Regions from separate parts of the Mus musculus genome. Here region 1 is linked to region 2. The links are chromatin loops, found by intact Hi-C in ENCODE. Cell type or tissue: left cerebral cortex. All regions are shown on one strand. Each heading gives the region's core, and the rest is flanking DNA. Links, peaks and the distances in the headings are about the cores only. Region 1 has its middle 210 kb from the start of Kcnj3. Region 2 holds the start of Kcnj3 (potassium inwardly-rectifying channel, subfamily J, member 3).

Evidence for each region. Peaks named below come from ENCODE experiments on the same cell type or tissue, not always from the same donor. Only the 100,000 strongest peaks of a DNase experiment are listed, where the experiment ranks them.
Region 1: it touches region 2 in a loop (2.4-fold over the local background); 2 of 42 quality-filtered maps call a loop at or near these places.

What each region holds. Positions count from the first base shown.
Region 1 is chr2:55,220,702-55,236,848 of GRCm38, forward strand. No RefSeq gene overlaps it. Among named protein-coding and RNA genes, the nearest start is that of Kcnj3, 210 kb to the right of the region's middle. In left cerebral cortex, for the core only: no CTCF peak of the experiment used is centred there; DNase peaks (open chromatin) are centred at 6,954, 7,718 and 10,710.
Region 2 is chr2:55,426,720-55,442,866 of GRCm38, forward strand. Kcnj3 (potassium inwardly-rectifying channel, subfamily J, member 3) reads left to right here and starts at 9,251. Exons shown (of 5, transcript NM_001355118.1): 1 at 9,251-9,791; 2 at 10,062-10,113; 3 at 10,427-11,183. The coding sequence starts at 10,482. In left cerebral cortex, for the core only: no CTCF peak of the experiment used is centred there; DNase peaks (open chromatin) are centred at 5,704, 9,143, 9,717, 10,199 and 1 more place; H3K4me3 peaks cover 2,049 bases; H3K27ac peaks cover 2,109 bases.

The sequences.
Region 1 (16,147 bases), core at 2,746-10,745, 210 kb before region 2:
CACCAATAACAACACAAAAGGAAGCAACACAGCAAAAACTGACCATAGTTCTACACCAAAGTTCTCCATTCCCCAATACAAAAGACACAGACTAATAAAATGCATCCAAAACCAGTATGCATTCTTTTGTCACATACAACAAATAAAATTCAATATCAAGGACAGACCTCAGAGTCAATGAATAGAAAAAGATATTCCAAGAAAATTGATTTTGAAAGCTGGTATAACTGTCTTAATATCTGGCAAAATAGACTGCAAACCAACAGTAATTGGAGAAGATGGAGACCATACCAAATGCTCTCATCAAAGAAAAAAAAATCCACCAAGAGAACACTGCCAGCCAACTCAAACAAACCAAACATTAGGGCACAGAAGATCATAAGCCATCTGCAGATATTAAAAGAAAAAAAACCCATGCTATCATCCTATTAGATGTAAAAATGCCATAGACAAAATTAAATATCCATTCATAATGAAAGTCCTTGAAAGAATAGGAATAAAGGGGCATGCTCAACATAATAAAGGCAATTTACTGCAAGCCCACAGACAACATCAAGCATCAAGTTTGATAGAAACTCAAAGCAAATCCAATAACATCAAGAACAATACAAGTTTTCCACTTTTCTCATACCTGTTCTTCGTAGTATTTGAAGTCTTAGCTAGACCATGAGACAACTAAACAACAACAGATGGATTTAATTTGGCAAAAATATAGTCAAAAACACATTTATTTACAGATGATATAAGAGTACATGTAAGTGACCCAGTAAATTTCACCATGAGACTCCTACTGATGATAAACACACTCAGCAAAGTTACTGGATTCAAAACTCACAGAAATCAGTAGCCCTCCTATAGATAAGTGACAAATGGTCTGAAAAAGAAATCAGAAAAAATAACACCTTTAACAATAACATTAAAGAATGTATAAAATATCTTTTTTTTTTAAGCAAGCAAGTCAGACTTTAAGTAAGTGAACAAAGAAACTGAAGAACATATCTGAAGATGGAAAAATATCCCATGCTTAAGGATCAGGAAGATTAACAGAGTGAAGAAGTTTGTCCTACCAAAAGCAATATACAGAATTATGAAATCCCCATCAAAATTCCAACATACTTCTTCATAGATCTTAAAGAATAATTTTCAGCATCATATGGGCACATGCACACCAAAGAGAAGCAAAATCAATGTAAGAACAACAAACTGGATAGCTGCGAATAATCTTTTTTTTTTTTTTTTTTTTTTTTTTTTGCATGACCTCAGCCAAATTCTGAGACTGACGGCAGGGTTAATTGTTTTTCAATCTGCTTTTATATCATTTTAGTTCCCTGCAAGTATAAAGGGCGAGCAGTACAATAAAGATCTTGCATGACAATTAAGTCCCATGATTACTCCCACAACAGTTGTTTCCAAGGGCTTATCAGAATGAACAAAATACCTGAGCCCACTTCCTTGTCCAAGCCCAAAATCTTGCCTGAAGCCTACTTCTTTTGTTTTAACCTAAGATTAAAATTCCTGCCTTAACCTACTTCCCTATTATAGCCTAAAGTTAGATTCTTGCCTAAGTTTACTTCCTTATGCCCTGATGTCAGATTTCTGACTGAGCTTACTTCCTTGCCATTGCCAATGTCAGATTCCTGTCTGAAGCCCATTTCCTTGTCCTTGACCAAAGTCAGATTCCTGCCAAGTGGACCCCAAAGACGCTCTCCACATCTCCTCCTTTTTTATTTTATAAACAAGATTACACCTGTCTTGCTACACTCTCCGGTCGAATCAACTGGACAAGCCGAAAGGCTTAAAAGTCATTCATGAGGCAAAAGTGTTTCAAGGAAGCTCTCCTGGAGTCTAGTGTTCTCTACCCATACATTAATTTTTCATTCCCGAGTTCCATTACTGCGCTAGTCTAGAGTATGGATCCACGTGCTCTCTTTCAGTATTTTCCTATAAGTGCTCTGACATGGCTAAAGCCTTCCGCCAGTGTTGCAACAGTCCAAGGGCGTCCTTGACCGAGATCAAGGGTTTAGAATTCAGCAAGATTGTAAAAGCTAAGTCACTCCCTTACACAGGAATTTACCATCATTTAGGAAGAAGGAAGTTTCAGACCAAAGGAGAAACCAGAATAGATACTATAGCAAAGTTACACCCATACACACGTATTTACAATGGCCTAAGGGGAAGGTGGACTATACAAGAGACTAAAACTATAGCAAGGACGCAAAGCCCTTGACCCTGGCTTCTAAGATTAGTGAATTTTAGGTGGAGCCCTTGTTGAGCCCAGCTATTATCAATGTATTCTATCCTGGGTGGACCTTTTGTGTTTGCATTCCTCTGTTTTAAGTAAGATTCCGGTTACCTCAATTGTACCTTGCGAATATGTCACCCAACTTCCTTATTGTCCTCTGCATAAAAAGTCTGATGCTCGAGTTGTAAAATTACACTCAAATTCCACACGAACTCTCCTGTGTGTGTGTCTGTTTTTCGCTCATCCACACTTTGCCCACCCGTGTCGAGAGACCCCGTTCCATGCAGACACAGGGACCCAGAAGGTCTGTGGCACTGTCTTAAGTGTTCTGACAAGAATGCCTTCCTTATCCGTTGTAGAATTGGCATTATCAAAAGCAATGCCATTTTGTCTTAGGTTGGTAAGGCTCTGTACAGAACTTACCTGTCCTTGGCTGCCAGTTTCTTAAATTAATAACTCTGTTTAGGGATTCACTTTTAGTTTTGAGCCATGTACTTTGGCTGCCAACATGTTGATTTTGTTAAAGACAATCTTTAACATGATGGGCAAGAATAAAAGTATTCCCAGGACAGGAAGGGCTAACATGATAAAGCCATATATGCCATTCTTAAAGTTTGACCAAGATGGAAATACTGACTGCAGGCCATGAATAATTTAATCAGCAATACATGTAGAATCAAAGCTCAACAAAGCAGCATTCTTTAAATTCATAATCTCACTATGCAAGGTTAAAACATCCAGAGAGGTGTTGGAATTATGCCAAATACCCTGCAAATGTTTTTGAACTTTTCCCCAATAATCCTTAATGTTAATGGCACTGCTGGAGGTATCACAATTCTCAATTTTATGTTGTACTATAGAGATATACTAATAAAAACAGAATGATATTAGCACAAAAATACACACTTTGATTATTGGAATCTAGTTGAAAACCTATACATGAATCCACACCTATAGATACCTGATTTTGGATAAAAAGGCCAGAAACATATACTGGAAAAAAAGTCAGCATCTTCAACAAATAGTGCCGGTCAAACTGGATTATTCCATATAGAAGAATCCAAATAGATTCCCACTTACCATGATGCATACAATTCAACTCCAAATGCATCAAGCCTCAACATAAAATGAGATACCTTGAACCTGATAGGAGAGTAATTGGAGAATAGCCTTTAATTTATTGGCACAGAAGAAGGCTTTCTTAACAGTACATCATTAGCATAGGTGCTAAGATCAACAGTTAATGAGATCTCAGGAAAATGAGAATCTTCTGCATGCCAAAGGACATTATCATTCAGACAAATCTGAGAATGGTACTCGGGATCCACCTAAGACGGTAGGTGCCAGATTCCTGGCCTGGAACATGTACCACACTCTCCATGTTAGTCACTGTGGTCCAGAACAGAGTTCTCCATTCTAATCGGGTACCTAGAGGCTCTGTGGGTTTAGCCAATAAGCTCTCATTCCAAGATATCCCTCCATGCAAAAGGTATGTCATCTCTGGTCCACCTTGAGTTGGTAATAATCCCTTTTCCAAGATGAACATGGATAAACATAGACTGTCACTTCCATAGAAACTGCTGTGGGGAGCATGGAGAATGCCTTTGCCTACAGAGCCACAGCCTATGTCTCCCATAGAAGGCCTCTCTGCACTTCTAGACAACCTCTGCTACACTCACCAATGAACTAAGCTGGAAATCCCGATTTCCCTGGCCTTTCCCAGATTTGTAGTTGTCCTCAGCCCGTGAGTCACCAGTGGTTACAGCCTTATTACAGGCCTGTGGACTCCTAATCCATCGTTCCCAACTCCTCTGTCTGGCACTCCATCAGGGAATAGATGTCCGGAGTCAAAGAACCTCAAGTTCAGCCTCCTCCTACTTAGACTGTATACTCTCACCCCCAGAAAATTGTCCCAGTGCTTCCCTAAAGCCCAGCAACAGGGAGATGCAGTCAACTACTCCCCATGTTTTAGCATCCCAGCAGCCATGCCCAGCACAACAGAGGGACTGAATGCAGACCCATAGATGGAGCACACCAGAGAACAAGGCCCTCTAAATAAAACCACAAAGCTTATATGAACCCAAGATACCAAAGCAGCCAGGACAGGGCCTACATGGATCTGTCCCATGACCTTGGTGCTTATATTCAAGCTTGTATTTTAATGTTTTTATGGTATTTCTAAACATGCGAATTAGTGGGTTTCATATTCTTGTACCCTCTTTTGGGCTCTTTTCCTTCTGTTTCTTTGGATTATCTGACTTTGATGTGATAACTTTTGTTTTATTGTATTACAATATATTTTTTGTTATTTTTAAAATAAATAGATGAATAAATGAACAAATGGAAATCTAGACAGAAAGAAAAAAGGAAGGAAGAAAGGAAAGACGAAAGAAGGAAGGAAAAGAAGAAAGGAACTGAATGTATTAAGCTGAAATGACACTGAATGAAATGGAATGTTGACAGGATTGAATATTAAAGTGAACAGACTAAAATGATAATCAAGTGTATAAATATTATAATTTATTTATATGAAGAATAGACAGGAGAGATGAGGTAGGTAGGTAATCAGCTTAAATGATGAGGAAGGAGAAATTTCACCATACATATATTTTTAACTATTGTTTGGGAAAAAAACATAGAGATTGAAAGATATTTGAAAAAAACCCATGACTGTTTCCATATTTGTTGCAAAATATCAAGAATTGAACAAGGCTGTGATGGCAGATGTTAGAGAAACACAACTAGCTGCTCTGATTTCAATAAAAAAAAATTGCCTAGAAGAGAAAAGGTTCTATGGTACACACAGAAAATAGCTATTTACGTGTCTGTGTGCATGTGTTTGCATGTATGTGTTGTGCTGGTGTTGATTTAAATCAGAAAGATGGGGTAGAGACTTTATACTCTGCAGAAAATACAATGATATATATTTTTGAAAATCACTATTTTCACATTGAAAACAAATGTCAAAGATTAAAAAAAAGATGGAGGCAAAAATATCATGCACATAGAATTCTTTAGAAATGATGTTCCTCTGACAATTGCTAGGCTGATGTGTGACATCATTTTATAACTGAAAGGAAATAAAAGATGAAAAAAATGAACAAACACATGCTCAGCTTAAAATTTACATTCATTAAAATACTACTTAAAATGAATGATAAATTTGTCTTTAATAGTAGCATAAAAATAAAGTTCTCCAAGAGGAGCTTTAAAGATGTTTTGGAAGACAAAATAAAACATTCTCGGGAAAAACAAGCTGATGAACAGAACACTACAATGTACAAGTATGATGATAAGCAAAGTAGTTTTAAATTCATTTTACACACACACATTAGTCTGATATATTGTTTGTTTAAATAAATAACAACATAGGTTATATATGTGAAAACATGTATAAATAAAACATGAAACAAACAAAAGTGAGACAATGCAAGGTGGTCATATATCAGCATTTCACACATTTCTTAAAAATTTTATATAGATTTGTTTTTGATTATGTAATTATTAAAAGTATTAATTTCTCTACAAATACAAAGGATAAGGTTCAGAGATCATATAGCAATGAAGACAAATAAAAATTTAATTATGGTAGGCTATGATTCTGTCTAAACTCATTATTCACATCAAATGTAAGTAGACAGATATTTTTAAAATAATTTTCATAGTGGATATTATTTAGAAGCAAGAAACTACTATGCATATTTTGGATAGATATAGTTGACACGCAAAGTTAATACTGATACCAGTTAAGTTAAAATAATGAAAAGTGTCTAAAACCCTATTATCAAGAAGAATGCCAAATTTTTCTGTTAATATATCCAACTAATTGAGAAAATATAAAAAGATATACACATTTAAAATCCAATACTAAAGCCATCCAAATCATGAAGGTAAATCTATTATAACAGAAATGAAATATATAGAAATCCACATTAATTACAGAGAATAGCTACAGTTTCAGGTAGAAAAATAGATGCAAATCTATGAATAAGTGATTTGAACAATATCCACTAATTTATCTTCTAGTTAATATATTAATTAACATTAACAGATTATTTTTACACCTTCAAAATTAAAGATTAAGGATTTCTTGGTGCATGAGTATCCAAAAGTCACATAAGAAAGAACAATGTCTATAGTTAAGGAAACAATGGGAATAACCAATACTGTTTTATTTTCACTGCATCAGCTGCTCTTCAACTTTCCAGGATTCATGAGATCAATGCCCTAACAAACATCTACCATTAGGCTGACCTTTCCACAGCTGCAGAATCCTTCTGACTCTAGAAATTCATAGTAAATGCTATGAACTACAAGCCCACTAACAACAAATCTGTATGTGTTATGCCAATAGGGATTTTGTATCAGGGCTCCCAGTCACTGCCACTGAGATCTCCAATAGTACTTCAATAGAAAACTGCAATGTGGGTCTAAAGCTCTAAACCATACTTGAGAACTTTAAAAAACAATTGAAAGCCAAGTGGAAGTACAGTGACTACAACAGGACAGGACTTGCTTGGGCAAAACATTACATAAACATGGAGTTGAATATTCACAAGAAAAGGACAGGATGGATAAAAGTCACCAGAGAGAACTGAGCAGGACACAGCAACTAGACTGGCCACAAAGATAAAACCTGAGCTACACCACTGTTCTCTATCCAGAGCAATGACTTAATTTTTAATTTATTCTTTAAGAATTTCATAGCTGCTATGAACATAGTGGAGCATGTGTTCTTATTACCAGTTGGAACATCTTCTGGATACATGCCCAGGAGAGGTATTGCTGGATCCTCTGGTAGTACTATGTCCAATTTTCTGAGGAACTGCTAGACTGATTTCCAGAGTGGTTGTACAAACTTGTAACCCCACCAACAATGGAGGAGTGTTCCTCTTTCTCTACATCCTCACCAGCATCTGCATAAAAAATTGGAAAAAGAAAAAAAAAGAATTTCATAGCTGTATATAATGTATTTGATTGTATTCATCTCGTGCCCAACTCTTCCCAATTTCATGCCTTAGTTTCTTAATGACCAAAGAAAAGAGTTCTTGCTGATATTTCATTTTATAGGTAACAATAATTGTTAAAAATTTATTACCAAATATATACAATAATATCACGACCTCCTTCCTTCCTTCCTTCCTTCCTTCCTTCCTTCCTTCCTTCCTTCCTTCCTTCCTTCCTCTCTTTCTCTCTCTGTCTCTCTCTCTTTCTTTTTTCTTCTTTTCTCTTTTTTTTTACAGCATGCCAAGGGAAAGATGAGTGATGAGCAGAACTGATTATTCTTTTGTGACTATTTAAAGTACCGAAGTGAGAAATCTGCTGCTTGAAATAGAAAACAAACAAACGTAATCAATGTTCCCCTAGCAACAAACGCTCGAGCCATTGTGTTCTCCAGTAAGCTGTGACAGTGTGGAAGTGGGATTCTGGGGTGTGTGCATTGACACGAAGTGGAAGCTATCGTTGTCATTTAGAAATGACCTTCTGTGGGCTGGTCTTCTCTCAGTTTTTCATCTCTGTCTGAACCTGATCCATAATCCCGATGCCCCTGTGTTTGACTGTCTGTAGCTCTATTCTTTAACTCTGTTAATTCTCTTCAATAGCAGCCTGTCTCATTTGCCATGGATTTCAGATTTTGTTAGGAACAGAGAGAAGCCAGGAATTAGAATAAATAAATCAATCTTAGCTAGACCAGCTGTTACTTCTGAGATCATTGGCAAACAAATTAGTAGACTGGAGCTTTAATAAGACTATGCTATTTAAAAAAATGTTAATTCATATAAAATACAACTGAGATAACATAATGTTTTGATACATGGATACATTATGTGAACTTCAATTTATACACAGAAATCTCCTAAAATACCTACCATCTCCATATGGCAAAATAATTTCTTCTAGCTTTTGAAATGTATGGCGTATCATTGTTATCTATAGTCACCAGCCATCAGCTGCAAACCAGAACTTATTCCTTCCTAACTGTAACTTAACACCTCTTGATCACTTTTCCATCATCCATCATCCATTCTTTCTACTCCCCAGCCACCAGTAGCCATTACTTCATTCTCAGTGTTTATAAGTTCAATGATTATATATATATATATATATATATATATATGTGTGTGTGTGTGTGTGTGTGTGTGTGTGTGTGTGTGTGTGTGTGTGTGTACATTTATATATTTGTTCTTGATTGTGGCAGAGGTATGATAAGTCAGTTTGATCTAATTTATGTGTATTATATGAGGTATCAAATAATTCCCATTATTGTTTCATTTATTCATTTACTAAATAACAAATTGAAATACCTATTGTTATATTCATTTCAGAACTGAAGAGGATATTAATAGTAAACCTACGATGAACGTAAGAAAAGTGACGTTAATGAGAATACATGAAACCTCAGTTTTTACAGTCGCCTCTATGCAATCATAAATGTCTTATTGACTAATGTACTAAAATCTATAATTTTTATGGATTCTAAAACATTTTAAATGAATGTTATTGAGATATACTTTATGAACATTAGTGTAAACAAAGCTGACTGGTATAAGAAATTTATTTATTTATTTATTTATTTATTTTCCAAGTCTCATGAAAAATGCTGGAAAATGTGATTTTGAGAATAAACTCAATATAATACCCACAGGCTGGAAAGATGCCAGTAGAGTAGAAAGGGATTCAGATAGCTATAGAGCATATTCTGTTGACTTGAGCATGAAACCCATGGTCACTTCGAATTCTGCAACCCTAGAAAAATGAAAATGAACTGCTACCCCTGGAGGGTGAATGTCCCTAGGAGAACCATAAAGATTTTATTATCAGAAATAGTGAAGGTCAAACAAAGGACATGGCCTTGTGTCAGAGCTTCATTATTTTTTCTATCATTTTCAGCATCAACCTACAATTCCCCAAATGAGGGGCATTTGTATAAGTGCCAAGGACACTTACAGAGCTGGCATGTGGGCAAAAGAACCATAATAGCACAGGAAAACTTCTGGGAGACATTGTTCTGCGTACAGGGGTGGGGTTTTTCTTTCGCAACTCGATCTCTCTTCATACACAACCAACACTGCTCTCATAGTCAATTCTTCTCCACTTTGATGACTTGGATTCTACAATATTTCTAGTGAATACTGGAAGAGTTCATCTTTGGAATCCATTCTCAATTTGTGTTGTCTATCTTCAGTTTGTTTTTTGGAGTATTTTTGTGGGACTTACTTGACTTGTTACTTCTGTCTCTTCATTTCTCATAATTCAGCCTGTAAATTCTACCACTGGTCTTGTCCTGTGTTCATAGTGCTTTTATCTTCATGATTCAGAACCTGTTACACCCAGGAAAACGATATTAAAAACAAAACAAAACAAAACAAAACAAAACAAAACAAAACCCAACACCAGCAACAAAAGGTTTGCAAACACTCATGTGGAGAGTATTAACACTAGTCAGGGTTCACTTGTGAGAAAATACCTACAAAATTAACTGCAGAGAACATGCCACATTTTTCTTTGCTCATTTGTTTTCTTTTCTCTAGGTCCATAGTGAGGTAGTAGGTCACGGTAAGGAAAACTTGATAGAACAAAAATGCTTCATCCTCTGAGTGTGGCCTTGTTGGAGAAAGTGTTTCACTAAGCCTAGGCTTTGAGGTATTAAATGGTCAAGACAGTGATGAAGGATCACTCTCTTTCCTGCTGGCTGCCTATTCAGATGTAGAACTCTGGACTTCTTACCCAGTACCATGTCTGCCTGTATGCCAGAGTGATTCCTGCCATTGATAATTGACTGAACCACTGAAACCCCCAATTTTTTTTTTTTTTTTTTTTTTTTTTAGTAAGCGTTATCATGGCCATGGTGTTCCTTCCCAGCAATAGAAATTTTAATTAAGACAACTCTGCACAGCAAAACAATAGTACAGAAAAATATCTCATGATAATTTGTGATTACAAATATTCCAAGCTCTCAATAATTTGTATTGCCTAATAGAGGCACAGCATGGTCCTGTACCTTACCAAAAATTGTAAGTGAGGTTTAGCACTTAAGGGAGCAGAAACATCTGTGAACCATTACATTTCAAGTGGAATTGTTAGGAGTAATTTCTCAAAAGTAAATTAACAACTATACTGAACTGACTGGGACATTCAGTTGCTTTTCAAAACCAGTAATTTGCTTTTGAGAAAATACTCCTAACATTTCTCCTTGAAATGTAATGCCTCATATACAAGGCTCAATGCTAAAGTAGCTTTTTTGCAACCTACTCTTTATACAATAATAGTCTTTAAGTCCTATAAATAGTTGCTTTTGAAACAGGAGACAGCAGATTCTTGGATTTCTAAGTAAAATGAAGTAGCATTTACATATTAAAGAATGTATACATAAAATTAATGTGCTTGAATATATAAATAAATATATATGTTCGAATTTCTGAGGAAGGAGAGTAGGAGGTATTGGAAAGATTACAAATACAGTCTGAATACTTATTGTGTCTACACGAAGTGAAAACAGCAATACTTCCTTAGAAAAATGTTGGACTAAGGGAATTCTGTCCTGTGTGTGTTAGACTGGATTCTTAAGTAAGAACAATCTTATTTCTACACAGTAGGTTACTTTAGATTTCTGTCAGCTCAAGTATTTGGGGAAAGCTACAATCAATAGGACAGCAGACTTGAGGGTCTCTTAATGTCAGTGTATGACTGCACCCAGATTGCTGTTTGGTCTTGGCAATTAATTACTTAGTAAGCAAGCTTAGGGGCTATCTTGAAGATAGGGTGTGCTTTAAAAGGCTTTACCTTTCCACTCTTCCTAGCAATCTTACTGCCATATCTTCTAGTAATTATTCTTTGTATGAAGTAACTATTAAATGAATGCTTTCTAATATCCAGGCAGGAGTGGTATAAAGGAATCTGAAAACTCAGAAGTGTTATAGAAAATAATAGTGAAGCCTGAATAAACTACGAAGTGTAATGACGTAATGAAGATCTTGAGGAGACAGTGCTAATTAAATACTAGCAGCTGCTATTTATTCCCATTCTTTGCAGAACAATAGTAACATTATAGAATTAAATTGAAGCAATGATTAGTGTTGTGTGTGTGGGGGGGTGTTAATTTGAGTAGGTATAATAATCCAAATTCTTTCTGTCTATAGGTTATTCTGTTTCTTTCATTATACAAACCATCAGAGTTATGGCAACTTGCCATGTTCTTGTCTGCAGCCTTTATAATTTTGGCAGAATCTGTTCCCCTTTGGCATATAATTTTTTTTCAAAATCAAAGTCCCAAGAAATCATTTTAATTTAGTCTAAAGGAGCAATTGTCTTGGAAATTTGCTTACTAGGAATGTCTAAATCTTAGGATTCATTAGGGCAATAGGAGTTTATCATTGATATAACCTCATAAAACACACAACCAGAAAACATCCTTGAACAGTGTTTCTCAATCTTCCTAATGCTGTGACCCCTAAATATAGTCCCTCATATGTAGTGATACCCAACCACAAAATAGTTTTTGTTGCTACTTCATAACTGTAATTTTGCTGCTGCTATAAACTGTTATGCAAATATTTACTATGCAGATGGTCTTAGTCCTTGTGAAAAGGCTGTGATACACTGGTTGGGAACTCCTACCCTAGAAATATTCAGACATTGCCCTGAAGCTTTTAATCCTGAGGAGCCTTGGTTACACTCCCCACTCCCAATTTCTATGGACCATCTTTGGTTTTGCTATTTGTAGATTCTATGAAAAGTCAAAAAATTATCCCATGATTACTTAGGAAAACAGTAGAGAGCCTTCTTTGTTTTGATTTTGATACTTGAATCAAAATATAAAACCTGCAATATGGAGTTTTGTGTTAGTTAGATAGCATGAAGGTCGAGCATTTCACAAGATTTTGTGTGAAATTATTTCTTATTAAGAGTTTGTGTGAGATTATTTCTGTGTGAAATTCAGTATTAATTTTCTAAAATACATGTTACATACTCATAGATCTCTTTCAGAGCCTTTGGTCTTATAAATACAGAAACATAATATTACACACATTAGCTAAAGAACTGTATACACTTCCCCTCAAGTGTTAGAAAAAGTTCTATAGAGTAGCTGATTCTAGATAAAATAATTTCACATGAGATATTTTTTTAAAATAGCTGGGTTTAAAAATAAATACTTTAAGACCTAAAGATTATATGTGTCTACATCTCTTTTTATAAATCCTTACATATATCTATGTGTTCTTGTGCTATTCCTCTATATAGAATAACTAATACAAAAAATAGAAGCAAGTTAATTTCAGTTCTTAAATTTTTTATAACACGTCTGCTTGAGATTTTTCCCAACTTTGGTGAAGAGAGCTTGGCACATGGGTTGGGAACTGATATTCTAAAGACGTCTTGCACTGATGCACATAGACTAAACCACTTGTCTCCCTGTGCTTTTTCTTGCGATGGTGAAGGAAGTGTCAGCCTTTGGTTTCCTGAATGTGGTATGAAAAAAAAAAAAACCAAACAACACTCTTATTGTTTTTAGTCTCAATTTGTGAATTGATAAGAATACAAATAATCTAGAATACAGACAAGGAATGTGAAATAGAAGCAAACTATGTGTATAGAGCCAAACAGCTGATTCGTGAGAATGACATCAGACAAGGTCTATTCTTAGGTGATATTTTGGATTACCTGAGGCATAGCTAACAAAAACAAACAAACAAACAACTCTTATGTTGTTGTCATCTTTCATTGTCATCATAGCTGCTTAGGACTTTGGGTTGCTTCCTTCCTTTGGAAGTTTCCATGGAGACTTCTGGTACCATGAAAGGTATTACTCAGGGAGGAGGCTTTCAAATCAGCAGCTTTTAACATTATGAAATCAATAAGAGATAAAGCTTCCAGAGCCTGGAATGTTGTTGCATCCTGTTACTTTCCTGAATGAATTTATTACCTATAAGAGTTTTCTGGTGGAGTTTTTAGTGTATTTTATGCATAAATTCATATAATGTGCAAACAATGATATTTTGAATGTTTTCTTTCTTATGCACATCCATTTTATCTCATTTATTTCTCTTATTACTTTAGCCAATTCTTCAAACACTATGTTGATCGGGAATAGAGAGTGTGGGCATCATGCCCATAGTCTTAGTAGGAATGCTTTAAGTACTTTGTATTTTTCATGACGTTGGCTGTGAGAATGTTATAAATTCTCTATTATTCATAATCCTTTAATTTTGATTTGATAGGGAATTACAGTTTGCATGAATCTTGGAAGAAACTTTGAACTTCAGCTTTTAAACATTGTTGAGACTGTTAGAGACTATGGAAACTTTGGGAATTAGACTAAATACATTTTGCATTATGGTACATAGACTCTTTATGTTTGAATAAGCCTATGGATGCCAGGGAGTGCAATGTGGTGGTTTAAATATGCTTGGCTCATTGGAAGTGGCAGTAGTTGTAGCCTGGTTGAGTAGGTGTGGTCTTGTTGGTGGAAATACATCACTGTGGTGGTAGGCTTTGAGGTTCTGTGGTCACATTCTGTCCATTGTGGAAGAGAACCTCCTCCTAACTGCTTGTAGAAGCCAGTTTCTTTCTGGCCATCTTTGGATCAAGAACTGTCAGCTCCTCCAGCAATATACCCACCATGATGATAATGGTTGAACTGCTGAACCTCTAAATCAGCCCCAATTAAATGTTTCCTTCATAACAGTTGCCTTGGTCATGGTGTCTCTTTACAGCAATGAAACCCTGAGACACACATTTGTGGGGCAATGGGCTGTGTACACACAGGCTGGTCTCCAGTCGAGCTGAGGTTGTGAACTCTGGTAGAACCTGGTAGAATGCCTACATGGAATGGTTGGCGTTCCCTCATGTCTCCAAGACCCCTGGCTCCTATGGAAGTTACCGCCCCCACAGCCCCCACAGGAGAAGCTTGTGGCTTTCAGTCATGTACACAATGTCACAAGGCTAGATTCCTCCCCAGTTACCTAGCAACAAGAAGATAACAGCCCACAATAAGAGGGGCTGCTGGCCCCACCTTGCTCTCGCCCTCTTACTCTCTCCCTCTTACTCTCTCTAACTTCTTACTCTCTAGCCTTTCTTCTCTCTCTCTTTCCCCTTTCTCTCCTTTTGGCCATGGCCAGTCTCTCTCTCTCTCTCTCTCTCTCTCTCTCTCTCTCTCTCTCTCTCTCTCTCTCTCTCTCCCTTTTCTCTTTCCCCCTGCCTTTCTACAATAAAGCGCTAAAAACATAGACTGTCTCTGTTCATAAAGGCCTGCTGTGCTTGGACAATGGGATCAACTTTCTCCTAATGAGCTGTGCCTAATCTCCCATCAGAAGGCCTTCCTATGCTCCAGCCACAGACCAGACTTAAGACTCTCGTCTGTGTGGGAACCTCTCTCCCTCTGCCCACTCTCCTGTAACTCCAGGGCAGATGGTGTCGCCCCAGGGCCCCAGGGCCCCTGGTGTCAGAGGCTGCCCCTTGTCCACCCCATGTTGAGTGGGGTCCAGTGGCTTCACACAGCCAAATGCCCACCTGGAGTCAAGTGGAAAGCATCTGGCAGCCCTCCTGCATCCACCTGCCCAGAGCTCAGGACCTCTGGTCAGATGTGGGCTTTCCCCCCCCCTTTCCCCTAGACCCCCACGTCCCACACACATTCTTAACAAAATATGACAGATATAATCATATGTCAATTATATTTCTCTTTTCTGTAACTGGTCATGTGACTTTAGCTGGTATTTATTACTATCTTCCTCTACTAATCATTATTTCTTTCATCTTGCCAAGAACCTCACCAGGTCTTGCCTTTTTTCTTGAAGATGTGACCTATACCTTTATTCCCAACAAGTTTGAGCCATTTGTCATCCTGCCTAGAGTAGGTTGTTGTAGTTTCCCAATAACTTTAACCACAGTGCATTGTAACAGCAAGAGATGCCCTAATGGATCTCCTGCACTTCAAACATAATCTTTCTTACTTTCATTGTTGAGAAGCAATTCAGTTTCCCAGTGGCTATCTGGATCAATCACCTTTCCTAACACTGCTATTCCTTTCATAGACTATTAGTTTTGGGGCATTAGAAACCTAGAGAGGCCAGGGGAAAGTCTGAGCTTCCACTTAAATGAATATTTTGGGGGGCTCCTGGGAGGAATGCTTCTTGCCCTGAAATCAAAAAGTCTAGGAATTAAGGTTATGGGAATAGGAAGCAAAATGTTCCTAGTGGAATACTATGGTTGATAGTTAGTGGAATTATTCCCCTTTTCATCCTTTGATTCCTGGACCCATGTATCCTGGCTATGGCAAAATCTGTAGAGTTATATTGGCCACTGATTCAAAACACAAACTTCATTCTGGATAATGCTGCTCTACTTCTCCAGGTGACTGCCACCTAATTTACCTTGTAATTGTGTGTTCAAAAGCCATTCCATCTTTCCATAAGGCCAGCCGCTTCAGGATGGTTGGAAAATTGTAAGACCAGTGAATTCCATGTTAATGGGCCCACTATCTCAGTTCTCTGGCTGTAAAGTGAGTTCCTGGTCAAAGCAATACTATATGGAATACCATCATTATAGATAAATCATTCTGCAAGCCATAGATGGTGGTATTACAGAAGTATTTTTTTTTTTTTTACAGGAAAGACAGATACAAAAACCAGAATTAGTATCCATTCTAGTAATGACAAAGCATTGTTTTTTCCATGGAGGAAGTGGTCTACTCTAGTCACCTGGCCACCAGGTCACTGCTGGAGCTCAGTGTTGGTGCCTGCTGTTGACAGATCATTCACCAGCAGTAGCTCTACCAGTCTTAATGAATGGAAGTCCATGTTGTCAAGACTGTGCATAACCCCATCTCTACCACAATGGCAACTTTGGTCATAGGCACATTGAGCAATGACAAGAATGATTGTACAAAGAGACTGACTGCCCAAAAAC
Region 2 (16,147 bases), core at 2,681-10,680:
CTACAACTCACAGTTTTAATGAATGTATTTATTTAATAAGTCATCTTAGCTCAGTTTGGAGAACAGATGATCAGTAAAAATTGAGAGAAGGAACAAGATTAGCTTTAGCAATTAAGTTAGTTATAACTGCTGCCTGCAGATGTTTCTAGAGCTATGATTTTAACTATGTTGTCACAGCATATAGGTAGCATATATACAATTATTCTGTAAGCAAACTGTTTATAACTTTTGTTTTCAGACCAGTTTGATCCGAAATTGGTACTTACTCCGTTTCAGATTTGTGTTGCTTAAGTTGGAAAAATGACTGCATGAAAAGAAGTGGAAAGTCTTACTTTATTTCCACTTAGTTTATAAAAGAATATCAGTGGCCACTTCTGTGGTTTCCTGGAGGATCCAGACTACGATTTGGTGGGCTGCTGGGTAATCATGAAGGTAAGCAGGTCTATATTGTCATTCAGTGTACTAACCTTGAAACTGGTTTCTTTCTCTAAGTGAATAACCAACTGATGACTATTATAGAACTTCCTGGAGAAAATTAAGGTGAAATTATGCATAAGAGCAAGTAAAATAAAATGATATTCTGGTTTCTAGTAATTGTTTTCATTACTGCAGTTACTCCTTATTCCATTGTGTCCAAATAATCATAGTGCAGATGAACATATATGTTTATATATAATATGTCTATAATATATATTACATAATGTGTCTATAATACATTATGTGTGTACTGTGTTTATAATATATTATATATAAAATAAATCATAAAAAGAACAGCAAGAAAAACATAGAAAACAAAACTGACCAACATGCATGGTCCTTCTGGCTGCATACTGATAAAGTTCTCGACTGGTTTGTAAATTGTCATTGCAACGATGTAAATGTATGTGTTTCTTTCCTTCCCTTTTCCTCTGCTTTTTTTTCCCCTTTTTTCCTTGATTCTGGAAAAGGTGATACCTAGTAGAAGAAAGAATTATGAAAGCAGAACTTTTACATACTCCTCCGCAGAAAGCAGGAACATTATTAATGAGTAACTTGAAACATTTATGGGTTTTACAACCAGTAGCTCTGGATTCCCCTATTCATGTTTTATTTATGACTGTGTGGTAGGATTGGTTTAACTTGCCCTCAGTGCAAAACGTATTATGCTTTGCTTAGGTGCTCTCACTGAAGGAAAGGACCTCCTGTAACCAGACATTTATGTGCAGCAATGGTGAACTCTGGTGAGTGGTGAAAAAGGAGTCACCAATCCACACTCAGTTTGGCACTACAGATGAGGGCTGTCAGGACAGGGGAAAAGATGGATGGGGATCTTGTAGGTGACATTTCCTAGGAAGCCTCTTGCTAATGGGGTGCACTTTGTAAGCAGCAGCTTCACATTCCCAGCTATGCTGTCAGTACCAACAGAGAGGCTTTTGAAAAATACTGAAGCCCGCCAGGGTTACACTCCTGCAGTGCTTGATATAAATGATCTGGAGTGAAGTCCAAAGGTAATGCTAATGCATAGCTAGTAGCGGTAAACATGCTTATTTGATTATTCTATTTCAGAAAATTGTATTCTCCACGCTCCTTCCCTTTCTCACTTAGATTACCTGCCATAAAACCTTTGGCTGCCATTCTTCATACCTTGTCTCCCAGTATCTTTCCTAACTTCCCGAGTTCTCCTCTGTCCCTAGCTGTGTACTGCTGTCACACTGATCCATTGTTCTCCCTCTCTGTCTCCCCCATGCAGTTTTCGAGCAGCCTTTAGTACTGGAAGATGCTAAAGCATCAGCAATGGGGAATTTCTACTTTCTAGCCACATCTATCAAAGCTGAGACCCGAAATAGCCCTGGGACTCCCATGGTCCGTCACAGGGTCTGAGGTAACTGCACCAAAATGAGGCCAAGGTTGCAATGTGTACATTCAATATGACTTTGTAAAATTATGGAAGTACTTCTAGGTATCTCTAAGTAGACTTCTGAAGAAACAGCCAAGGACAGATTCTACTAGCTCTTCCAGTCAGGGAGTTTCCCCTTTAGCTGGAAGAAACAGCTGTCACACTCTTCCCAATCTCTTGAACCATGCAGGTCCTCTCAGAAGCAGCTCTTCCGCTGGTGGATGCCAGTTATTAGCAGCTTAGTTGGGTTTAAGGTCCAGGCTTTCTCTGACCAGGGTAAGTTACTTTTATTCCAGAGCTCCTATTTTTCTTGGTAAACATGTATCTGATTTACATCATGGCTTAGTTTTCTGCTAAATTATGGTCATCTTCCGTGCCTTTTATGGGTTTAGTAGTACTTCTTCATCGTTATTCCTACATGTTCCAGGCTACAAAACTTTATAAAGAAAATACATTTTCTTAATTCACAGTTCTGGAGACTTAACAGGATTCTATTTTGTAATATAACTGTGGCTGACAATTTCCCCTGGTTATAAAGGATGTCGCATGCCAAAAGACAGGTAATAACACTGACAGTTAGTTCTAGATAATCTGGTCACTCCTTCTTTTAAATAATGTGTTTAATAAGCATTCTACCTGATTAGTTTAGCGAATCCTATCAACTCCCATTGACTCTGCCTCTATCAGTATCATAGTCCCATTAAGTTTCAATCTTTTCAAAACCTCACATTGCAAATGAAGTTTCTTGTGGTGACCCTTCTGGTTCTGCTGGTTCTTCCTCTTCTCATCTGCAACACTCCCTGGGCTCCACCTATTGTTGGAGATTGCGGGACTCTGCGTCTGCTCCTGATAGCAGTTGCTGCATAAAGTCTCTCTGCTGATGATTGCTCTGGATTCAAACCATTCTACAGGCAAGACAAACTGTAGATAAAAGGTTTTGTAGATGTATTGGTGTCCCAATCCCTCCACTTGAGGCCTTGCCTGGTTACAGAAGAGCTCTTTCAGGCTAAGTGTCCCCCATTACTAGGATACATTCCTAAGGTTACTCTAGTAGATTCCATGGAGTTTCTGTTGGACTAGGTTTCTGCCTTGCCTCTGAAATGCCCCCAATGCCAGTTGTTTCTCCCAGTATTTTCTCCTCCCCCCACCTGAGCTCTTCTGTTCCCAACATCACCTGCTCCAGTCCACTAGCAAAATCTATTCTATTTTTTCTTCCCAGGGAGATCCTTGTGTCCCAGCCTTAAGCCATCCTTGTTACTTAGCCTCCTGGTCTGAGGATTGTATCATGATTATCTTTTGCTTTACTATAGAATCAGCTGACCAGAACTCATGGAAGCTTACAAAGATCAAGAAGGGTCTGAGTTAGGTCCTCTGAATTATATGTTATGCCTTAGTAGCTTAGTCTTCATATGGGATTCCTAACTGGGAGTGAAGGCTGTTTCTTGCCTTGATGCTGAAGTAAGTTTCCTGACAAAAGCAATTTTAGTAAGGACGGGTTTATTTCAGCTCATAGTCTAGGGTAATGTGGACCACATAGGGACATCATAGTAGGAGCATGATGTGGCGGGTTAGTTTGCATATGTATTTAGAAACCTTAGAACATTATGCATTCTTTTCTTTTTCTTCTGCTGCTGCTTCTTCTTCTCCTCAACTTCCTCCTCCTCCTTCAGTCTAGCACCTCAGCCTGTGGACTAGATAAGTACATGAACTGTTGACTTTACAATCTCCATTATCCAAATTTAGATAATCCTTCTAGACATCTAGGCAAGCCAGTGAGGGTTTAATAATTTAGGCTCTATGAAGAGATGATCAGAGCCTAACTTCTTAAACCCTCACTGGTATGCCTAGATGTCCATCTTCTAGGTAACTGATAGTCAATATTAATTATCAAACATACATAAACATTCTTTATTTTTTTCTAATTATATACAGATCTTGTCCCTACTTTTGTTGTGAATTTTATCTTTTAGTTTTGGAGTTGTAAAATGGTTTGAAATTCTATTACCTAATGATGAACAAAATATGATTCTAGTAAGATAGAACTTGGAAGAGTTTCATTAGCTGGAAAAGTTCCCTAAGGAACTTGTTCTGATTGCTAATAAAGTAATCCTCTTTATTTAATAGTTGCCACATCCATAGAGTATTGCTATTGTTATAGATAATGTTGATAATACATCCTGTTAGTATGATGACTTCATTATTCCCCACCTGTCAACTTTGGCCTAATGATAGATACATAGTAAACATACTTTCATTGTCTGGCATATCAAAGTAAGTATAATCTCTCTCTGTGTGTGTGTGTGTGTGTGTGTGTGTGTGTGTGTGTATCTGTAACTCCATTGATGTTCCCGAGGGCAACTTAGAAATACTGATATTGGTACGGATGTTTGTTTTCTGTATACCACCTCAATACATTTATACCTTATAGAACAAATGTTTACCTTATTAAGTAGACCAACTTCCAGAAGACTATTAAAAAGTCTTTATTCTTTTATACACCAGACTACTCTGTGGCACAGCTCTGTGGTAAAGAGAAGGGTCAGTGAGGAAAGCCTTGCTAATAAATGGCCTCCTAGTGACAATGGGTTATTACCTCTTTCTGAACCCTTAGGCAGAGACCAGGTTGGAGCCAAGATTAAAGGCTTCCTGAGTCATCTTCCATGGTCTGGCAAGGCCTCTGTTCTCATCTGTGCAATCAAATCTCAAACTGATTTCTCTCTTTGGTTTTCTTCTTCTTCTTTTTTTGGCATGGGAGAAAATAACTTCTGTATTCTTTTTTTAGGAGAGTGAGAAAAGGAATATCATTCTATTTCTCAGAATTGCATATAGCATTTCAAAAAGTGACCTCTTCCCAGATGTAGCCAAACCTCTGTTGGCAATGGGAGCACGTAGCCTTTTGAAGGATGAAAGCTTTAGGTCTCCGGCTTGCCACTCCTTCATTTTCCTTTTGGAAAAATGAGAAGAAAATCACCTACAAATAATATCGGCCACTTTTTTTATTCAAGAAATTAATAATTCTAGCAAGCCAGCAAGCCGGCAAGCCTTCCCACAGTCACGTGGTGCATCACAGTCACAGTCCATGAATGAGGAGGCCCACTCCAGGTACACTGGGGTGCTCAAAGACTTGCTTTTGTCACAGTTGGCCGATTAAGTCATTTTTAGAATTTGGTCTTCTCAGGGGCAGAGGTTTTATCTTTTATATTAGGTATGTACTTTTCCTCACACTGTTCAGTTACATAATAGGATAACTGCATGTTCAAAGTCATGCTTTTTTAGTATAAAATACAAAATCACATCCTTCATTTTTGAAGTACCAGTTATTCATGATATTACTTATTTTGGACACAGCAAATAAGACATTGCCAAAAGTACTCTCTAGGCAGAATAAATATGTAGCCTGGCCTTATCTGAGCCTGTTGTTAAATATAGCTTTGTTCTCTTTCCCTCTGAACTCCAGGTTAGTTTGCTTGTGATCTACCACCTTATCTTCAAACAGAAGACTCCAAATGTTTATGCCTTCTGCAATTTTTTTCCCCTGACTTTTATGTCAGTTGTGCCCTGGTATGTAATTCTGTGCCTTTGCCACATTTTGACCCAGTCCATGCATAAGGTTTGCCCTCAGTTTATCCAATACCATCGGATTCAGTGGCCTTCTGTCATCTGTTCTCCACACAATCGCCTGGCCTCAGCACTGTGTGGCTGGCTGCCCTCCAGATCCTCATCCTGGAAGCAGCTGTCCTCACAAGGAGAGAGGAGCTTGGTTCATCTGTAAATATTTTCAAGGAGCGGGACTCAATGTCACAAAGAGGTCAAGGCTTCAGTCATGTGGGAAGAGTGACATGATAGCATATGAGAAACGATTAAACTTAGCAGGCAGTACTGTGCCTCTAAAGTGACAGAGACCTAAAGCGAACCAGTGTATATTAGAAGCCTTGCCTTACTGTCTTTCTAGCTAGGCTCTCCAAATTCAACCTTAAGATACTCGTGATGTTGCCTGGAGCATTTCAGTGAGCTCTTTGTAAAGCTTGGTTCTTCAGACCTCTCTTAAGTACTTTACATATACAAGGTTAGGATGTACCCCTGAAGTAAAGAGAGTATCAAATATTAGCAGATACAGGCTCAGGGAGTTTGCCTTCTATTTAGACAATTTTGGTGAATTCTAGTCTCCACACAGACTGGAATATTAAACATGTCATGATGAAGTCGGAAGAAATGGGCACCAAAGGAAAGGATGGATTATTGTCACTGGGAGGATTCAGTGTTATGCAAGAAGTGGGTGTTGACATGAAATGTGGATGAGTTCTTTTACCCTCTTGTATGCTAGTGTCTGAGATGTACATTTCTTAGGAAGAACACAATGTAATGAAAAATGAGGTGTGTTATTTGAAGGTGAGTTAATATGGAGCATCATTGCTAGCAGTCAGAGCTGACTAGAGAAGAGCTCATTCTGAATGAAACGTAGAAAAGAGTTTGATAGGCTATGTGAGACCATTTTGGATGTCTATCAAAGTTCACATCAATGAGAAACATGCCCTGTGGAGAAGAGGGTCCCAAGGTCTAGGTTAGGAGTAATAAACTACTCTTCTAACACTGCTGGAAGAAGATGGATGGACCACAAAGGCTCTGAGGACACACTACTTGAATTCAAATTTCAGCCTCTAGTTTTCTGTGTGTGCCGTTACGTTACATGAATCATTTACTCTCTGTACCCACAGTGTGCTCATGTGTAAAAAGAGGATTAAAGTTGACCAAGTCTTCTTAAACTTTCAACTTGGACACTCAGCATGCAAAGTATATAAACAAATCAAATGTTATTAATAATAAAAGATGACTTTATTTTAAAATAACTCTTTTGTTTATGTAACTGTTTACTACTTGTAAAAGACAAAAACAAATGTATAAACCTGTGCGATTTTTTGAGTTTATTTATAGGAAAAGAAGTATATCATGGATGACTATTTGACATCACAGCATGTGAAGCAAATTCAAGATTTTTCAGTTGAACGATATTTTGACTTAATAATTGTTACTACTAGAGTGACACTTTGCCTGTACTACATGCAGTACAAATGGCAGAAGTAAAAAAGCTTCATGCTATTTCAGAAATGGTTGAAAACTCTGCTCTACTCCCAGGCAAAAATTCATAAAACAATTGTCAAAAGATTCATTAACTCAGATAAAAACTTAAAGTCAATCATTCTGAAACAATGCAATTAAATCAATTTGAGTTTAGTACTCACCAAGGAATGGTGGTAGGAAGATATGAAAATACTTTGTTTTTTGTTATTAAACCATCATGATTCTATAAGAGCCTCACTATTTATACATGGATGGCCTGGAGCTTGCCTCAAACTCACAGAGATCTGATTGCCTCTGTCTACTGGATGATGGGATTAAAAATCATACTCCACCATGTTTGGCTGACTAGGGTCCTAAAGAAAGGTTAGTCATGTCCTTTTAAATAAAGTACAGGTATTATTTCAAACATATTGGGTAAAGATCCAAAAGACTGATAGAACATAAATTCTTAATGTAACAAGAAATATTCTCTTTTAAGCATCAATGTTCTTTCGTATTCTTTCAAGTAAGGGATGCCAGTTAGTGCAGGTTACATTCTGAGTATAGATTTAGTGAATTGTTGGGGAGCTGCTAACGGTTTAGACTGACATATGTAATAATCCAAGAAATATGGTTTGCCAAGCATGAGACCAGTACAATTCTAGGAAGGAGAGACAAAGAAAGGCAAAAAGGACAGGACTTTCACCCTTGTAGAGCCTGTTTTATCAGATTGCCAACAGAGGGAGAAGAACATTGACAGAAAGAAAACAGCATCAAGAAAACTTGCTCATGAGCAAGGAACCTGACTGATGAGACAAAGAGGGTCTGAGATACTAAGGAAGGCTTTTCTATGGAGAACACACTTAAACAGGGAGGCAATAAGACCCATGGGAAGGACAAGAATATTACAGGGTGAGAAAGAAGACCCTGGAGTAGCCCAGGGATCAGCTTAGGTCTGCAAGTGTTTTAGCAATCGAAACAGCAGCCTGCCAAGGACAGAGTGGAGGAGAAACAGAAATAAGATAAGGAGTTGTGGTAGGTCACATCATGGCAACGACTTAAATAACTCACTCATGGTCTCCTCTTTGCACTGCTAAAACTTGGCAGCCCAGTATATCCTTTGGAGGAGAAATGATTAAATAGTAAAATAAATAATAAAAATAGCATTACTTTTCTTTTATTCCTTTGTTTCTCTATCATCACCGGGAAAATATAAAACTCTCATTTTCATTTATTTATTTTTTTGGAGGGGGAAATTCAGGCTCCACGGTTTTTCTCTTGCTCAAGGTCACCCAGCTTGTAAATGATATAGCTGTATTCAAAAGGGCCTTAGGATTCCAGGGCCAGAGAGTCCCTGTTTTGTCTAACCTCCAGAGAATACATTGCTGTCCTCTTTGCAGAGACCCCATAGGAGAAGCTGTAATTGGAGCTAAACGTTTTGCAAGTCCTCTGCTTTTGAGTGCATGAATGTTTGTCTTAGGGCAGAGGAGCAGTGAGTGTCTACCAGGGAGAAATGGTCTAGTGATTGTGTGCTTTTTTTGTTTCCAGTTCTTATAGTCAACCTTTGTTTTTATAGCAAGAGTTGATGACTTACTACCAACTTTGCATATCTGGACTGTATGGAACATGGCATAAGACTCCATGACATTTTAAAACGAGCATGAAATGTGGTAAATAAGCTGGCATTTACTCAAGGGCTCTATATCAGCTGTTTTTGCACTTTGCCCCCTCCATTAAGTTAACTGCCAGGCTGGGGCCATTAAAATGTGGCACTTTTCCCTCAATTATTGCCACACACTAACTGTAGTTATTCTAAGCCCCCCTCATAGAATCATTTTCAGAAAGGGTTTGGTGTTTCCGTTCAGTGTAGCCTTTCTTGATTGTCAGGTCCCTCTGGTTTGGTAATTTTGGGTTCTGAATATGCCTATCTGAAAGTCGAATCTCTGTTGATGATGCATTCCCAAATCCTAGTATTCTATTCGCTTAAAAGAAAGTCCTAGAAATAGAGACATATTGTACTCCCCGCAGAAAGCAGCATTTGTTGCTTTCTGGGGGCTTTCTGATTGATGCGGGATGGGAGGGGGGAAGAGTTGGCTGCCTTTTGGGAGCAGATTTAAAGCTGCTTCTCATTGGAGGGGCTCACATTCTCTAAGCTGCCAGACACTGCAGGCTCAACCCAGGCGCGGAGGTGCAATTCAGGCTGGTTGAGCAGCGGGGGAAGGCAAGGACAGGCGGGGCTAGTGTGGTTCTGCAGCTGATCACACGCACCAGCACACACACACCTCATTCTGGTTGCCTCCGCTTGAGCCTTGCATCCTCCATCCATCCGGGACAAGCAAAGGGCGGACATGGAATAGGAGATCGAAGGAAGGAAGACTCAAATGTTTCTATTGAGAGGCATGGGAAAAGCTGGAGCAAAAGCCGGTGTTTAACCTGAAAGTCTGACCTCCGTTCAGCAGTCGCACTGTCGCCTGGAAAGAGGGCATCGCACGCTAAGGAACCCGGGAGTCAGGCGTCCGAGTCAGTCTCTGCTTGGAGCATCAGGGGTTTCTGGCAGAGGCTGTGTAGTGTCCCCAGGGAGGCACGGAGCCTGACACACCTGCATTGGTTCTCATCTTGGAACACCAAGAAAAGTAGAAAGGGGTCAGGCACCCTAAGCGCAGGGTGCTTGGCCAGACTGCCTGTGCTGCTTGCAGAGCCTCCGCCTGTTCTCTGTCACTGGGTGAGTGCCCAGGCTTCCAGAGCTCCCTGGAGCGCAGGGGTAGCTTGACGTCCGCTCACCCCCTCCGGAGAGTCCACCCAAAGGCCCAGGTGGAGCGCGTGAAAACTCGGCCGCCGGCGCACCTCAGGAGTACAGGTCTCTAGAGTCCCGGGAGGGGGATTCTGAACCAGCAGAGAGTGGGTAGGGGGCGTTGCACCGCTGCCCAGGAGACATGCCTCTGGGCGGGATTTTGGCTAAAAGATAGGAGGCGGGAGTGACAAGGGACCTAGGGACACTCCTGGGGGGCGGGTGATTAGGGTGCAGCTGGGAGGGGGGAGGGTCTGGACCAGGCAGGTGGAGCAGTTTAGAAGCTTGGGGAGTTAGCAGGTGGGGTGGGACTTGTTTGTCAAACTCATTAATTTTCAGCAACCAGTTCATGGGTGCTGCAGGACAGTCGAGGGTGGGGTGCCGTGGAAAGGTAAGAGGTGGCCCGGGATGGTGATGGTGGGGGGAAAAAGAGAAGCCTCAAAGAGCTCAGAGGCAAATTTTCACTTGGGTTCTTGCCCCTTGCATTCCCCTTGCCTTGAGTGTGGGAGAACACTTCTGTTTTAGCCCTGCTCCTGGAAAGAAAGCCTCTGTCCCAGGGGAGGAGAGGCATCCGGACGGGGCAAAGACTGCTGCTACCTGCAGGGTGCTCCCCACCCCCACCCCCAACCCAGGCGCCTGCTTTCGTCCCCTCCCCTCCTGCTTTCATCCCCTGCCCCCACCTCCTTATTGGTGCTGGTTTGCAGCGCTTGGCTCCTGCGCCTCCGCTTCGTGTTTGAATCTGGCTCGCCCCTCCGTATTATGTCTGCACTCCGAAGGAAATTTGGGGACGATTACCAGGTAGTGACCACTTCGTCGAGCGGTTCGGGCTTACAGCCTCAGGGGCCAGGACAGGGCCCGCAGCAGCAGCTGGTGCCCAAGAAGAAACGGCAGCGGTTCGTGGACAAGAACGGCCGGTGCAATGTGCAGCATGGTAACCTGGGCAGCGAGACCAGTCGCTACCTTTCGGACCTCTTCACTACCCTGGTGGATCTCAAGTGGCGTTGGAACCTCTTTATCTTCATCCTCACCTACACCGTGGCCTGGCTCTTCATGGCGTCCATGTGGTGGGTGATCGCTTATACCCGGGGCGACCTGAACAAAGCCCATGTCGGCAACTACACTCCCTGTGTGGCCAATGTCTATAACTTCCCCTCTGCCTTCCTCTTCTTCATCGAGACCGAGGCCACCATCGGCTATGGCTACCGCTACATCACAGATAAGTGCCCCGAGGGCATCATCCTCTTCCTCTTCCAGTCCATCCTTGGCTCCATCGTGGACGCTTTCCTCATCGGCTGCATGTTCATCAAGATGTCCCAGCCCAAAAAGCGCGCCGAGACCCTCATGTTTAGCGAGCATGCGGTTATCTCCATGAGGGACGGAAAACTCACTCTCATGTTCCGGGTGGGCAACCTGCGCAACAGCCACATGGTCTCCGCGCAGATCCGCTGCAAGCTGCTCAAAGTAAGTGCAGCCCTCCCCTTCTTCAAGCAGATGTCCCCCCACCCCCCCACCCCAGAAACCCAAAGATTTAATCCCCTTGGGAACCACTCTGCTCCCTCCTCTGGGTTTTCCCTCCAGGGTTTTTTCCTTCCACCACAGGTAAACTTCTTTGGAGGAGGGGGTGCGATGTGGGGAGGGGTAAAAAGGGATGGTAATTGGGCAGAGGGCATAGTTGCCAGTTCTGGTTTTGTCCCTGTTCTTGTTTATATTCCTCACCTCTGATGTGCTGCAGCACACCATAATGGTGGTAGGGAGAGCTGTGGGCTCCTGTTCTCCCACTACTGTTTTGTCCCTGGAGCACTTTTGGTTTGTTGCCAACTCAATACTCTTCTACACATGAGGCACTAAGGCTTCTAATGGGAAGAATTAGATGTTGGAAGTTGCCTCAACTTTAGTTTGAGTTTAGTCTGCAGTGTACCCTGTCCCAATAATGCTACTAGGTGGATTACTCTTCAGGACACAGTAAGTTTAACTGTGGTCATCTTTTAAACAAACATAGCAGATCCAGGAAGCTCTTAGTAAAACAGAAGGCACCATATCTGTTTCTTTAAAAACTATAATGTGTGTGTGTGTGTGTGTGTGTGTGTGTGTGTGTGTGTATCCCTCTAGAGATGCATTCTGTGAAAGCTTGAGTGCTTTCCCTGTAGAGTCTCTTGTTAATTTTATTCTTAATTGCCTGTTTCTATGAAGACTTTGTCAATTATAGATTTTACTTGAAGCTTTTGAGCATCCATTAAAGAAGATTGCTTCCTAACATCAGTGCTGTAAACGCCAAAACAAATTGATCATAGGGTTGTTATTAAGGTAAGGTCCTTGTAGCCCTCAGAAGACAGCACCGCAAACAAGAAGTGTCCCCTAGTTATTTGCAAATTAGAGTCTGAGAAAGAGGAATTAAAGTCTAGTTCTCTCTGAAGGTCTACAGATGTCACCACTTTTTCTTCCTCATCCTCTTCCTCTCCCTATTCCTCCTCCTCCTCCTCCTCCTCCTCCTCCTCCTCCTCCTCCTCCTCCTCCTCCTCCTCCTCCTCTTCTTCTTCTTCTTCTTCTTCTTCTTCTTCTTCTTCTTCCTTCTCTCCCCCCTCCTCCTCCTCTTCCTCCTCTTCCACGGATTTTCCAGAGTGGTTTTCAAATGTTCACAAACTGAAAACGATAACCACAAATTAATAGTTCATTATTGAAAAAAATTAATCTGAGATTATATAAAAAAGTATAGCTGGGTTCAGAACTTAGAGGTAATAAAATGACTGATACTTGGGTTGAGGTAAAATTTTGCCATTGAAATTTCAGTTTGCACCACTCAACTATATTGTTTTATCCAGCCTCAACTTGTTATACAATTAAAAGTATTCTCCATGGATTAAAAGAATGTTTTGCTCTTCTGTCACTTTCATTAGCACTTATAAGACCTCATCCTAATTATTCTTGACCAACTTGGCCAGTTCAGTGTTTGAATTAAAGCAGTTCACTTGCCCTGTCACTTTTCATCACATGAGTCCTTTCTATGCTGCCTTAGTAAACAAATAGCAGTTTTGATATCAGAGTGTAAAATTCCCAGCCTGGCTCTGGTATACATTTTTCACATGGATAGCTATGATTACATAATTTTAATTGACTTTGTTCTTTTATACAATTTAGATGTACACAATTGTTGTAATTTATGGCAGGGTTTCGTTTTATTCACAACTGTTTGAATTAAGTGGATGGGAGATACAGCCAAGTGGATGAGTTGCAAACATGGTTATGATAGTGATAGCTGTGTGTGCTCACTTCTATGTGTAGAGTGAACTCTCCATATTGTTTAGGGAGGCTCTGGAGCAATCTGAATCTTTGAACACTGTCAAGGAACCTGTGTGTGGATATCGCTTGGGAACTCTCGTTAAGAGTAGTTTATCCTACTCACAAGAATTCAAGTTTTTGCCATTCTTAATTTTTCAAACAAATAAGGTTATGTAATAAAACTGGTGTGTTTCCACATACAACTTATTTTAGTTGTTGCAAACATTGTCAATTTTTATTTTTAAAAATCCAAGATACGATTAAAATTAAACTAGAGACCAGTGATATAGATGTGGAAAATGAATGGAAGTTTTGGGTCTCTGCAGTGTGCATATACTCATAAAGAATTACTATGCACTTCCATTTACTACTATTACCAGAACAGTATCTTGAATTAAGAAGTAAAATATTATAATGTTTCAGCAAGGTGCTATATGAACACAAGGTTATAAAATCAATATCACACTCAAATAATAGAGCAGTAATGAGGTACTTGTCTTATGATTTATTAGAAACTGAAAGTATTAAAATGTGACATTTATTGTATATTGACAGAAATTATAATGAAGTTAATGTAGCTTGTTTTAAATTTGTTTTTCTGGCAGGCATGGTAATTATAATAAATACTTATAGGTTTTTAAATAATTTTCTTATACAATATGGAAAAGAACTCATGTGCTACTGAGAAAATAATAATACTAAGCAAAATTAGAGGGGATGTTTGCTTTAATGAGTGACCCTTATTTTCTGTAAGAGACACTTGAAGTGACCTAAAACAGTCAGCTATGATATATAGGAGAAAAATTATATAAAGGCTAAAAGTTTTAAAACTTGCTATGAATAGCATATATGCTTACTAATTATCAGTTCGGGTATCCAGTTTGCTATTGTAAACCATTTTAACACTATAGATGCTATAGTCATGTGTATTCAACACACAATATACTGCATTCTCATGTCAACAAATGCCAATGCCAGTATATTATTGAAACATGATAATTATAGTACACATATATTTTCTTATAATTTAAGTAACATTTTCTACTCAGAAAATGAAAAACAAAAACCACAAATATAGATTTATTCAATAATAATAATCTACTTTCAGTGTTTTCAAAGACACTGAGAACAGGGTAGCGCCTTTCAAACTTTCAAACATTGGATAATATGAAGCTTCCTACTCGTCCTTCTATGGAATTCCCAATGGTCTGGTGGAAAAAATTTAACTCTCAAGCCTAATTTTAATTTTGCTTATCAATTGCATGAAGGCAATTTGTGTTCCACCCCCCAGTTTCCAACTGAAAACACTGAAATTTCTTAAGACTGTTTTGTCTCCAGAGTACTTTTGGTTTGTTGTCAACCCATTACTCTTCTAAACACGAGGCACTAGCGCTTCTAAACTGAAGAATTAGATGTTGGAAGTCTTTATTTCATACCTTGCACTTGAGATTTTGTTTTTCACTGTCTATAATCTTATCTTGCCTGACTGACGCCTTCAAAATAGATTTTGGTGAAACTTTTCTTTAGACCCTAACCTTCTTTTTAAAAACATCAATCCACATGAAATGTGTATATCTGAATAAGATCAATGTTTTCTGCTAAAGTGTCATAGAGTTCTAAGATGGAGTCCATCAGAACTGCTAGGAGCCAGGCCTGATATGGGTTGTTTCAGTGGAGCTCATTATAACCTAAATGAATGAATAAATAAATAAATAAATAATATAGAAATTATTTAGTTTTGCTTTAGCTTTGCCCTCTTTGACCCAAGCATGAAAGTTCTCTAATAGGTGCAGATCTTAGGCTCTTTCTAAAATACTTTTTACACTGCTAGCAATATTTTATTTTGTTTTATTTGTTTCTGTTTGTTTTAATATGGGTCTTATAAAGTACAGGGTGCATTGTGCGCATACATAAAGTATGAACAAACGTAAGAGATGTGAAAGCACAGAAGTAAGCAGCAGTAGGCAGGAACAGATGATAAAAGGAGGCAGGAAAAGGCATTTCATGGACTGAAGGGTGTTGTTTAGTAGGAAAGCAATGTGCAAACAGGGATACAGATCCTGCCCACAGTTATTATAAAGCCAACAAAGGGCCCCCATGGAGACACACAGCAGAGCTTTCATTTGATAAGTACAAAAGGCTCACATAATCTATTACAAGATAAATTATATTGCATCTAAATAAGGTACATTCCTTTCTTAAAAAAGGATATCTATGGGTTTAATTAGTTTAGCATTAAAAAAAAGTGGTTTTTAGACTTAACATTGACTTTAATTCTACCTGAGCTAAAATTTCAAGGTTTAACCATCCAAAATGACCGTAAAAATTGTCCATCACAGACAGTCCAGATGGAAATTTAGGTCTACATGCTTCTGTAGCTACCGTAAATTCTGACCAGCATGCCATAGGTTTTGTCATAATTGCTTTGAGTCACAGAGGCAGTTTAATGCCTGGTCTTAGGACATGTCTTAGAGACAGTTCCTACTCTTACCTCTAGGGGCTTACTCTGAGTACACTCAATGCACTTTTTCTTTGTGAGTTGACCACATACTGGCATATTAAAAACTCAAAGATATGATAGAGCACATTTAAAGAGAAGTGAAATTCTAGGTGTAAGGATAGACAGTGGTATGAGAGATTATTTTGCCCTCTCTACCTGATCCTTCTTTCCTTGGCACTGATGGTACAGAACTTTGTCAGGTGAGAACTGTGGAAAATCAAAGGTATGAACAGGTTACTGACTATGGCAGCATCAGGCAGCAATGAGTAGGCATTTTGTTCAGAATCCTCTGCCAGTTTGAAACTGAAACAAAACTCAGTTACAGGCCAGAGATGGAAGCCTAGCAAGTATCTAGGAAGCATTAGTAAGGCGGACGCTTTGCAGGGTATTTACACCTGGCCACATAATGCCAAGAACGACCGTGGATGGACACAGGTCTGCTTCTGTATGCTAGGGCAAAGACAAATGTGAATGTGTATAAACCTTCAATTATCTTTGTTTCTTACACTGAAAGCAATCTATTTGTCTAAAGTTCCTGAATGAGGCACTCCCCTCTGAGCATTTGACTCTTTTTGTCTATCAGTTGTAAAATTGTACTTGCTTATCTTGTCCACTGTTTTAGAATCCGAGAGGACCCAAAGTCATTGGA